Linked DNA regions of Homo sapiens: region 2 is linked to region 1. Evidence: read pairs that join two places in POLR2A ChIA-PET (ENCODE). Cell type or tissue: Panc1. All regions are shown on one strand. Region 1 has its middle 52 kb from the start of MIR4668. Region 2 overlaps SUSD1 (sushi domain containing 1).

What was found. ChIA-PET counts read pairs that join two places held together with the same protein. Peaks named below come from ENCODE experiments on the same cell type or tissue, not always from the same donor. Only the 100,000 strongest peaks of a DNase experiment are listed, where the experiment ranks them.
Region 2: POLR2A ChIA-PET joins it to region 1 with 14 read pairs; 2 of 35 experiments call an interaction of 5 or more read pairs at or near these places.

The regions. Positions count from the first base shown.
Region 1 is chr9:111,981,940-111,986,939 of GRCh38, reverse strand. No RefSeq gene overlaps it. Among named protein-coding and RNA genes, the nearest start is that of MIR4668, 52 kb to the right of the region's middle. RefSeq lists enhancers at 1,322-1,671, 3,002-3,101, 3,402-3,461. In Panc1, no CTCF peak of the experiment used is centred here; no DNase peak of the experiment used is centred here; H3K27ac peaks cover 2,537 bases.
Region 2 is chr9:112,100,007-112,105,006 of GRCh38, reverse strand. It overlaps SUSD1 (sushi domain containing 1), which reads left to right. Exons shown (of 17, transcript NM_022486.5): 9 at 2,722-2,831. Among named protein-coding and RNA genes, the nearest start is that of LINC02977, 62 kb to the right of the region's middle. In Panc1, no CTCF peak of the experiment used is centred here; no DNase peak of the experiment used is centred here.

The sequences.
Region 1 (5,000 bases):
GCAGCTTCCTTCCGGGGGCCTCTGCCTCCTCTGCACCCCAGAATCTTTTCCTACCACGGAAACTGCTCCTGACCGCTATTGATCTGCATTAGCAAAAGGTGACAGAAGGCCGGGCGCCGCGGCTCATGCCTGTAATCCCAACACTTTGGGAGGCCAAGGCAGGCGGATCTCCTGAGGTCAGGAGTTTGAGACCAGCCTGGCCAACATAGTGAAGCCCCATCTCTACCAAAAATATAAGAAAAATTAGCTTGGTGTGGTGGCAGGTGCCTGTAGTCCCAGCTACTTGGGAGGTTGAGGCAGGAGAATCACTTGAACCCGGGAGGTGGAGGTTGCAATGAGCCGAGATCGCGCCACTGCACTCCAGCCTCTGCAACAGAGCCAGACTCCGTATCAAAAAAAAAAAAAAAAAAAAGTGACACAAGCACAGCGGGTCCCAAGAGTCTCACAGCCTGCCCCTGCCTCCTGACCTCTCCTCCATATTAAGGAGATGGGGAATCCTTCCCAAGTTTCCCGCTTATAATTTCTTGGATAGAGTACTCCTTTTTCAGGAAGTGGAATTGTGAGTTGCTTACTGGAAACTCCCTTCCATTAATCCTTTTTATATCCATAAGCTCAGGCCAAAAATCTCAGTATCATTCCTGATTCCTCCCTTTCTCTCACTCTCCACATTCAGGCCATCAGTGAGGTCAGTCAGTTCCATCTTCATAAGGCATCTCAAACCACAAGGACATACTTTACATAGAAAAAATAAACCTGTGTGTAGTGCATGGGGGCAATTCGCTAGCAGCTTTTCTATTGAAGAAGGCTAAAGAACACAGGAAGTGGAGGTTAAAGGTTTGACTGCGTAGGAACAAAAGTTTAGGTCTCAGGATTTTAAAACGGGGAATAAAGCTGACTTTTAAAATACACAATATTTTCCACTCTTGCTCTGCCACAAGAAAAAAACTTCTTTTTTTTTTTTTTTTGAGATGGAGTCTCACTCTGTTGCCCAGGCTGGAGTGCATTGGTGCGATCTCGGCTCATTGCAACCTCTGCTTCCCAGGTTCAAGCGATTCTCCTGCTTCAGCCTCCCGAGTAGCTGGGATTACAGGCACCCGCCACCACACCCAGCTCATTTTTGTATTTTAGTAGAGATGGGGTTTCATCATGTTGACCAGGCTGGTCTTGAACTCCTGACCTCAAGTGATCCACCCACCTCAGTCTCCCAAAGTGCTGGGATTACGGGTATAAGCCACCTCGCCCAGCCGAGAGAAAAAAAAAAAAAAACTTCCGAGAATTGATATGTGCAGTCTGCACACATATACATCCCAATTTTAGTCAAAAGGCTTGTTGCAGTCAAATCAGACTTCATACAGGCACATAAACTGGAGGGCGGAGTTCAGCCAGGTGGTATCAGTTTCAGGTGACCTGTGAGTTCCCTGGAGGCAGAGTGGTTGAGGTCATATGGTATCAAGGCTGACGGGGGGACAGGGGACTGATGGATCATGAGGACTTGTTCCTTGAGTCTGTAGCTCAGTGGTTGTTCTTCAGGACAGGGACCCTTTTAGTCAAGGCCTGGAAGGGAGTCTTTTCAGAGGAAGGAGGTGTGAATTAGGGAGACGTGGAGTGAGGGAGAGGAGTTCATTACCTCCACCAGACCATGAGCTCCCTGAGAGCTGGGCCAGAGACTGGACTCCTTTGAGGATCCAGTGAAGAGTGTTTTCTTTCTGGCACAAAGGCTGGGGTGATTCTGCGGACACAAGCAGGTGCCCTGGTATTTATTGCAAGTGCCAGATGCCAGATTCTAATTGGGATCAACATCTTCCTCACCAGCCTGAAGTTCTGCACAGATGTTGGTTTTCCTTCCCTAGAGAGGGCTCACTAATCGTTAGACCCAAAAGGAAACCCTTGTAGAGACCTCCTTCCTTCCTCCACCCCTCCACTTTATAAGAGGATGTGGCTGGCTGGGCACGGTGGCTCGCACCTGTAATCCCAGCACTTTGGGAGGCCGAGGTGGGTGGATCACCTGACGTCGGGAGTTCGAGACCAGCCTGGCCAACATGGTGAAACCCTGTCTCTACTAAAAATACAAAAATTAGCCAGGCGTGGTTGTGCATGCCTGTAATCTCAGCTACTCAGGAGGCCAAGGCAGGAGAATCACTTGAACCTGGGAAGCAGAGGTTGCAGTGAGCCGAGATCACACCACTGCTCTCCAGCCTGGGTGACAGAGTGAGAGTGAGACTCTATCACTCTGTAAAAAAAAAAAAAAAAAAAAAAAGAAGATGTGGTCATGGTGGGAGGGGTGTGTGGGGCCTCTACCACTTAGTGGCTGGGTAACTTTGGGCAAATTACCTTCCTAAGCTTGTTTTTTTTTTTTTTTTTTTTTCATTTTAAAGGTGAAAAGAATAATGTGACAAGCCTTGTAGGATTGTTATGAGCATCAAACGAGTTAATGAAGATAAAGTGTTTGATACAACAATGTCTGGTTAAACAAGGTCAATGCTCAGTACACCTTAGTTATGATTGGCACCTCCACAAGGGAGTAGGTATGGCTGAACATCTGATCCTCTGTGTCTTGGTCTGGGAAAACCCTGGATCCTGAGTAGCAAATGAGTGGGAAGAGTCCCAAGATGGTGCCAGGAAGGATGCAACAGGCAATGAACTTCCCTATCTCGCCCACCCCAATTATGACATCATCACGCTGATGGGGATTGTGTCCCCACAATGTGGCAGGAATGTACAAGGAGGAGCATCCTTAGAGGCCCAGTGCTGCTCACACCCTGCCCCTGTCTCAGCCTTCAGGGCACCCCAAGTTTGCTGTGCTCTAAGAAATGGGGAAGCACAAATTTCCAGAAAAAGCATAGCGAAGTCAACCCGAGGAGGTTGATAGAGGTTGGTGAGAATTAACTTTTGCCCAAAGAGAGACGCATGGGCTGGAAGAAAGAGAAGAGGCAATTTGTTTTGCAAATCGGGGACCTGGACCTGTCATCAAGTTTCCCACCGTCCAAAGGGGGGTTCATGGCTCATTTTCATGGGACACATGGGCTCGGGATGGGAGTGAGGAAAAGGTGACAGATACACATCTGGGTTCACACTGCTGTGGCTGCTCAGAAGGGAAGGAAAGCAGCCTCTTCTGTTTGGGGCATGGTAGGCCCAAGCCTTCTGAACTGCCCACCCAGCAGAGAAAACAGGCAGGAAGAGAAACTGAACAGAGAAGTGGAGGAGGAAGCTCACACCATGTGGTTGGTGCTGCTGTTGGTTTTACACTGCCAGAGCTAATAACCAGGTGTATTCATGAGGCTTCTGCCTTTTGATAACCTCAGACTGGGCCACATCTTCTGACTTGGCCATAAATGGGGAAAGGGCCTTACCTAAGGTCGGTACTGAGTCAGAGGTAGGACCTGGGCAGGAGGCCTTTCAGCCGTGGTGCCTGCAGGTGGAAAACCCCAGCAGCCCTTTCTCCTGCTCAACCCCCCTCTCTCTCAGGACATAGAACAAGTAGTGGTTTCTCAGTCTCCAGCCAGCTCTATGTTCCTTTCCTCCCTATGCTGCAGGTGTTCCTTTCCTCCCTCCATCACATGCTATCACCACTTGCTCTGTGTCCTGGGACAACTCTCCCCATTCAGAGCCTGATCACAGGGCAGAGGGAAATCTTCCCATCTTCCTCCTCCAGAAAACCAACACACAGACCCTCTTCTCCTTACTGATTTTATTGCTACTCACTAAAGAGAAGTAGAAAAGATCACAAAAAGCAACACATCTACGTGTTAAAAACGTAAGCAGTTTTTTCCTCTCTGATCTCTGATCTGATTCATTTGTGTATTCATTCATTCATTCATTCATCTGTCCATCCATTCATTTGTCCATCCAATGAGTATTTATTAAGCATCTGCTTTGTACCAGGGAGTGTCCTGAGCCGTGAGGATGCAGCAGTGAAAAAGACAGATGCAGACATGGTCCCTGCCCTCCAGTGGGTCTTGACTCTTGCCTTGACACAATCATGGGAGCCTGTCGACTTCTGCGCTCTGAAGTCCTCATCCCATGTAGGAGCTGAAGACAGTGCCTACAAGAGCCCACATTTTAGGGCAAAGGCAAGAATAGACAGTCTGAGTGGTTGCCCTGCACAGCCAGAAGCAGTGCAGCCAGGGGTGGATGTGCTAGTCCTGGTAGAGGAGGGGAAGCCAGAAGTCAGGGCCAAAGGGGCAGTGTCATTTGTTAAGGAGTGAGCTCAGGGCTGCAAACGAATGGGTCCAGACATTAGGAAGGGGTTGGGAGGAGGAGGGCAAGGGAGGTGGCCACTAATGGGTCAGGATGAGAGAAAGGCAAGGGTTTTGGAAATCTATCTTGCTGGGAGCTGGTTGAGTGGCAGGAAATCAAGGGTTAATGATGGTAACAACAACAATAATCCTTGTCATCAAGTGTGTATTGAGTGCTTACTGTGACTGTGCCAGCCACCAAGGCAGGCACTTTCCATATATGGTCGGTCTCACATTAAATGGTAAAGCGTTGGCAGGACATCTGCTCTTAAGCATAGAAAGGAACCAAACCTATCCTTTCTAGACCCCAGCAGAAAGTTAAGACCAAGATGAACCAGCCCACTCCTGACCCCAAGCTCTTCTTAGCATCTACATCCTACAGTGGATATAAAGATGAAATGAAGGCAGGTGACAGTTCCCTCACCCCAGGTGGACACTTTGCAATCTCTGAGTAACATCCCGTTGTTAAACTTTTGTACCTCCAGGGATGATCATCTTTGAGTGTCACCTTTCAAAGGGACACAGATTCAAGTGCCTTGGGGGCCAGGCAGGTGGTGTATATGAGTGCGAGTGAAGAAAAACCAACCCTAATTTTCAGAGCAGGAGAAAACCCATGTGGACTGAGGCCATCAGAAGCACACCTGTCCTTGCAAGCATGAACCCTAATTGCCAGATCTTCTGATATTTTTTTCCAGAGAAGTCAGAAATTCACAGATTATAATATGAAATCTCTAAATCTTTTAATTAACAAAAAGATTAACAAGT
Region 2 (5,000 bases), 120 kb before region 1:
CTATTTTTAAAATTTTTATTGAACCGTATGAAACAGATGCTGCCTAATTTTACCATTCTTTTGCTCAATATTTTCTTTTTTATAAATATGCTCATTCTTTGCCTGCCGAGCACAATTTTCCTTTCCTTCCCTCTCCTTCTTTGTAGAATCATTTTGCAGTTTTTCCCCCCCATTCTGGATTACTTATCCTTGGAAGATAAAAGTTCTGTCTAGGTCTGATATTTCCTTCATAATAAAATGGATGGCCTTCCCTTTGATCCTCCTTTTCATTGGATAATGTTAGTATGTTTATGTCAGATCTCAGTATGAAGGATTTACTGCTGGTTGGGTGACCCAGTGTCCTTTGGGCAGCAGCTGTGAGAAAGCCCACCACCCCGTGCTTTATTTCTGAGCATTTTGCTATGATTGGTGAAGCTGTTGGCTTTGGGCCTGGCTTCTTTATGGCATTACAGCCTACCAAGGCAGGAAAGAGGCAAGCCCCTTCTGTCAACCCAGGCTCTCTGCCAGATGGTACCTTCAGGTCCTGAGGCCTCTACTTCGAAGTCCTTCCCCATTACTAATCTACAGTGGGCTAAAGAAGGACTATTATTATTATTATTACTATTATTATTATTAGCAGTAGCAATAGTAGTATATATACTATTTTTTTTTAATATATACCTTGTTGCCTATCAGATTGCCTGGTGAGGTTAGGGGCGTGGTGGTTCATGCCTGTAATCCCAGCACTTTGGGAGACTGAGGCAGGTGGTTGGCTTGAGTCTAGGAGTTTGAAACCAGCCTGGGGACATGGTGAAACCCTATTTCTACAAAAGAAACCCCCAAAATTAGCTGGGCTTGGTGGTGCATGCCCGTAGTCCTAGCTACTCAGGAGGCTGAGGTGGGAGGATTGCTTGAGCCCGGGAGGTGGAGGTTGCAGTGTAGTCTGGGTGACAGAGTGAGACCCTGTTTAAAAAAAGAGAGAGAAGAAGAAGAATTGTCAGGCGAACTCTTAAAAAAATACAGACGTTGAAGCATTACTTCAAATCTGCTGATGTCTGGGTGATTCTGATGTGCAGTTTGGGAACCACTGGGCTAAATGGCTCCAGATGGAGCATGGGTCATTGATTTGTCTTGTGACCTGTCTTGATTTTTCCATGGGCTCTAGTTCTCCTCCAGTTCTTTCTTTTGAAACTTTGTGACTACATTCCTTTGCTTGGAAGCCAGGTTGCATAGTAGGTCTTAGGGTCTTTCTTTAGCCCCGGCTCTTCCATACTGTGCTAAGCTGAAATGTCTTCATGTTTCCGCCTTGTGTATGGCAACCGACCCTTCTTTCCAACCCAGATGCAAATTTTGACCCATTTTTACTTATTCTCCATCACTTCTGTCAGGCTTGGGCGTGGGAAGTGGGAGCCAGATGCCTTTGTTCACATTGCCATCTTCCCCTGAATTCAGATGATAATGACTATCTTACGTGAAAATCACATTGAGATGTGAACTGTGCAGACAGTACTTCTGCTTCTGTTCTGCCTGTACAGAGACAGAAGCTTTATGTGGTATTTCTTACATACATGCATTTCTTACATGCAGACACTTGGTATTCCTCACAATCACATGCATACATGTGACCATTTTTATTTCTGATGTCCTTATGAAATCTTTAAAATAAAAGTTGTGAAGACAAAGGAGAGCACATATGATAGGTCTTCAAATTCTCTCTCATAACCATCTTTCTACACTTTCCAATTATAGGCAGGAATATTTTCCCCAGCTGGCTGCCTTGTGCTGAATATGTCAGTGATATTGAAAATGCTGTGGACAATTCTGATCTTGACTAAAATAATTTATTGTTCTCATTCTTAGGTAGCAGAAACTCCCACGGGAGAAATACACATATAAAAGGTAGTTATAAAATAGCTTCTCTCTGGTAGACATTTACACCTTTCTCATTGGTAGAAAACATGCAGTCTTGTTTGTTGGGAAATTTGCTTTTTCTTGAAAATCACTGATATTATTCCTGACTCTCTGTTATTTCTTTAATTCATTAGTAATAAATCTATCCTTCTAAACTATATTAAGAAAATAGAACATTGTAAGAATGAATTAGACTGCAGGAGGTATGAAATGACTTTTTTCTGTACAATGGTTAAAACAAGTCTGCTTTCTGATTATTTTATTGCCTTAGTACTCAGCTGAGTAGCTCTTGAAATACTGTCTGCTGTGAAAGCAAATTTCCTCTTGCTTGGTCATCTACTTTCTGGTTATTTTCTAGGTTGGAAAGCACTTGCTCTGAGAGTTTAAATCTATAGCCTTTGATTTTTATTTGCCGTTTTCCTTATTCTCAGACTTTCTGGCTACTGCTATGCTTACCTTCATGACATTTTCCTATGGACGATCCAAGCGATAGGATTAACTTTCTAAAAATATCACAGCTTTCTTTATTAATTTATAGCAATTTTTAAATATTTCATTTGATTAAGCAGCCTATGACATAAGAAAAGCAAGCTGAATTACTTGATTTTACAAACAAGGAGACTGAGGTTCAGTGACTTAGCTAAGGTAATTACAATTGAGAAGCTGGAGAGCCAGGACTTGAAGCTAAGTCTGCTGATGCCAGTTTTAATATTATTCCTGTTAAACACCCAATTGGCTCTCTTAAGGTGTCAGAGTTTCACTTGTACTCAGCCATGATGCATTTTGCTAAGATGGTGCAAGCTGTCTATAACTCTCTCTCTTGTCTTTTAGAAGTTGATCTCTTAGAAGATGATGGAAGTTTCAATATTTCAATATTTAATGAAACTTGTTTGAAATTGAACAGGCGTTCTAGGAAAGTTGGATCAGAACACATGTACCAAGTAAGGAGATCTCTTATGCTTTCCATTAAAGAATTGTGTCATTTAAAAATTTGGGCGATCTCCAAGTAAGTATCCAAAGTATTTAAAAATGAATGAACTTCTAGACAGTTTGTGATTGTTGTTTCTAGAGATGGATGTAAGATGTGAGATGGGTGTAAATGAGGTACTAACTTGAAGAAAGATACTATATTTGGTGACTTGCTATCATTTTCTGTGCCTGGCATTTCAAGCTTATATTTTATTTTAATGCATTAAACAATACAGCTTATTTTGCTATCAGATTCACATTTGGGCATGGAATTTATTTTTATTTTTTATTTTTATTTTTTGAGACTGAGTTTCGCTCTTGTTGCCCAGGCTGGAGTGCAGTGGCATGATCTCGGCTCACTGCAATCTCTGCCTCCGGGGTTCAAGCGATTCTCTTGCGTCAGCCTTCCTGAGTAGCTGGGATTGCAGGCATGAGCCACCACGCCCAGCTAATTTTGTATTTTTAGTAGAGATGGGGTTTCTCCATGTTGGTCAGGCTGGTCTCAAACTCCCAGCCTCAGATGATCTGCCCTCCTCGGCCTCCCAAAGTGCTAGGATTACAGGCGTGAGCCACCACGCCCAGCTGGGCATGGAATTTTAAGGAACTCTTTGGATGGCTATTGACCCTCATTTAACTTGATTTTTTCTTAAACATCATCAGTAAAATTGTAAGTAAATTCAGGCAGGAACTGAGATTTATTTTGTGTCATTTTTAGTGCCTAGCAAGTCATCTGGTAGAGAGCAAACTCAGTAAGTATTACATTAAAAAAATTTTTTTTTCTTTTTTGAGACCGAGTCTTGCTCTGTTACCCAGGTTGGAGTGCAGGGAGGCGATCTTGGCTCACTGCGACCTCCACCTTCCAAATTCAAGCGACTCTCGTGCCTCAGCCTCCCAAGTAGCTGAGATTATAGGTGTGCACCACTATGCCCTGCTGATTTTTGTATTTTTATTAGAGATGTCGTGTCACCATATTGGCTAGGCTGGTCTCAAACTCCTGACCTCAAGTGATCCACCCGCCTCAGCTTCCCTAGGTGCTGGGATTACAGGTGTGAGCCACCGCGCCCAGGCCAAAATTAATTAATTTATTCTATTTACCAGAAGTATATCACATATTAGGACTTGGAAGTTTCCAATTCAAACTGATAGAAATATATAGGTAAATAGGCAACTACAATATGGTATAATGAGTGCTTTGACAAAAAGTAAATTAATAATGGAATAATAAAAGTAAATAAGTATAAAAATAGAGATTTTATTTGTGTGTGTGTGTGTGTGTGTGTGTGTGTGTGTCCAGGTACAATTTTTTTGTTTTTTTTGAGATGGAGTCTTGCTCTGTCGTCCAGGCTGGAGTACAGTGGCATGATCTTGGCTCACTGCAGCCTCCCTCTCCCAGGTTCAAGCAATTCTCCTGCCTCAGCCTCCCTAGTAGCTGGGATTCCAGGCATGCCCCACCATGCCCAGCTAATTTTTGTATTTTTGGTAAAGATGGGGTTTTGCCATGTTGGCCAGGCTGGTCTCAAACACCTGACCTCAGGTGATCCAGCTGCCTTGGCTTCCCAAAGTGCTGGGATTACAGGTGTGAGCTACTTGCCAGGCCAGGTACAATTTTTTTAACCAGAAGCAAAGACTGTTATACTGAGTCATAGAAAGTAAGTAGGAATTGGCCAGGCGTGGTGGCTCACGCCTGTAATCCCAGCACTCTGGGAGGCCAAGGCGGGTGGATCACGAGGTCAGGAGATCGAGACCATCCTGGCTAACACGGTGAAACCCCATCTCTACTAAAAATACAAAAAATTAGCCAGGCGTGGTGGCGGGCACCTGTAGTCCCAGCTACTTGGGAGGCTGAGGCAGGAGAATGGTGTAAACCTGGGAGGTGGAGCTTGCAGTGAGCCAAGATCGCACCACTGTACTCCAGCCTGGGCGACAGAGCAAGACTCCGTCTAAAAAAACAACAACAAAAAAATTAGATAAAGGTTAATTTGTGTGACATGTGAAACACTTTTAAATTGACTGGAAAAAAGTCAATATTTAAAAGCGGTTTGCTAAAGAAAATAGACGTATTGCCTAAACACGCATGAACACATTATGCCTCACTAGTAAGTGGTCCAGAAGAATAGGGGACTGCCAGACCGTGGAGGAGC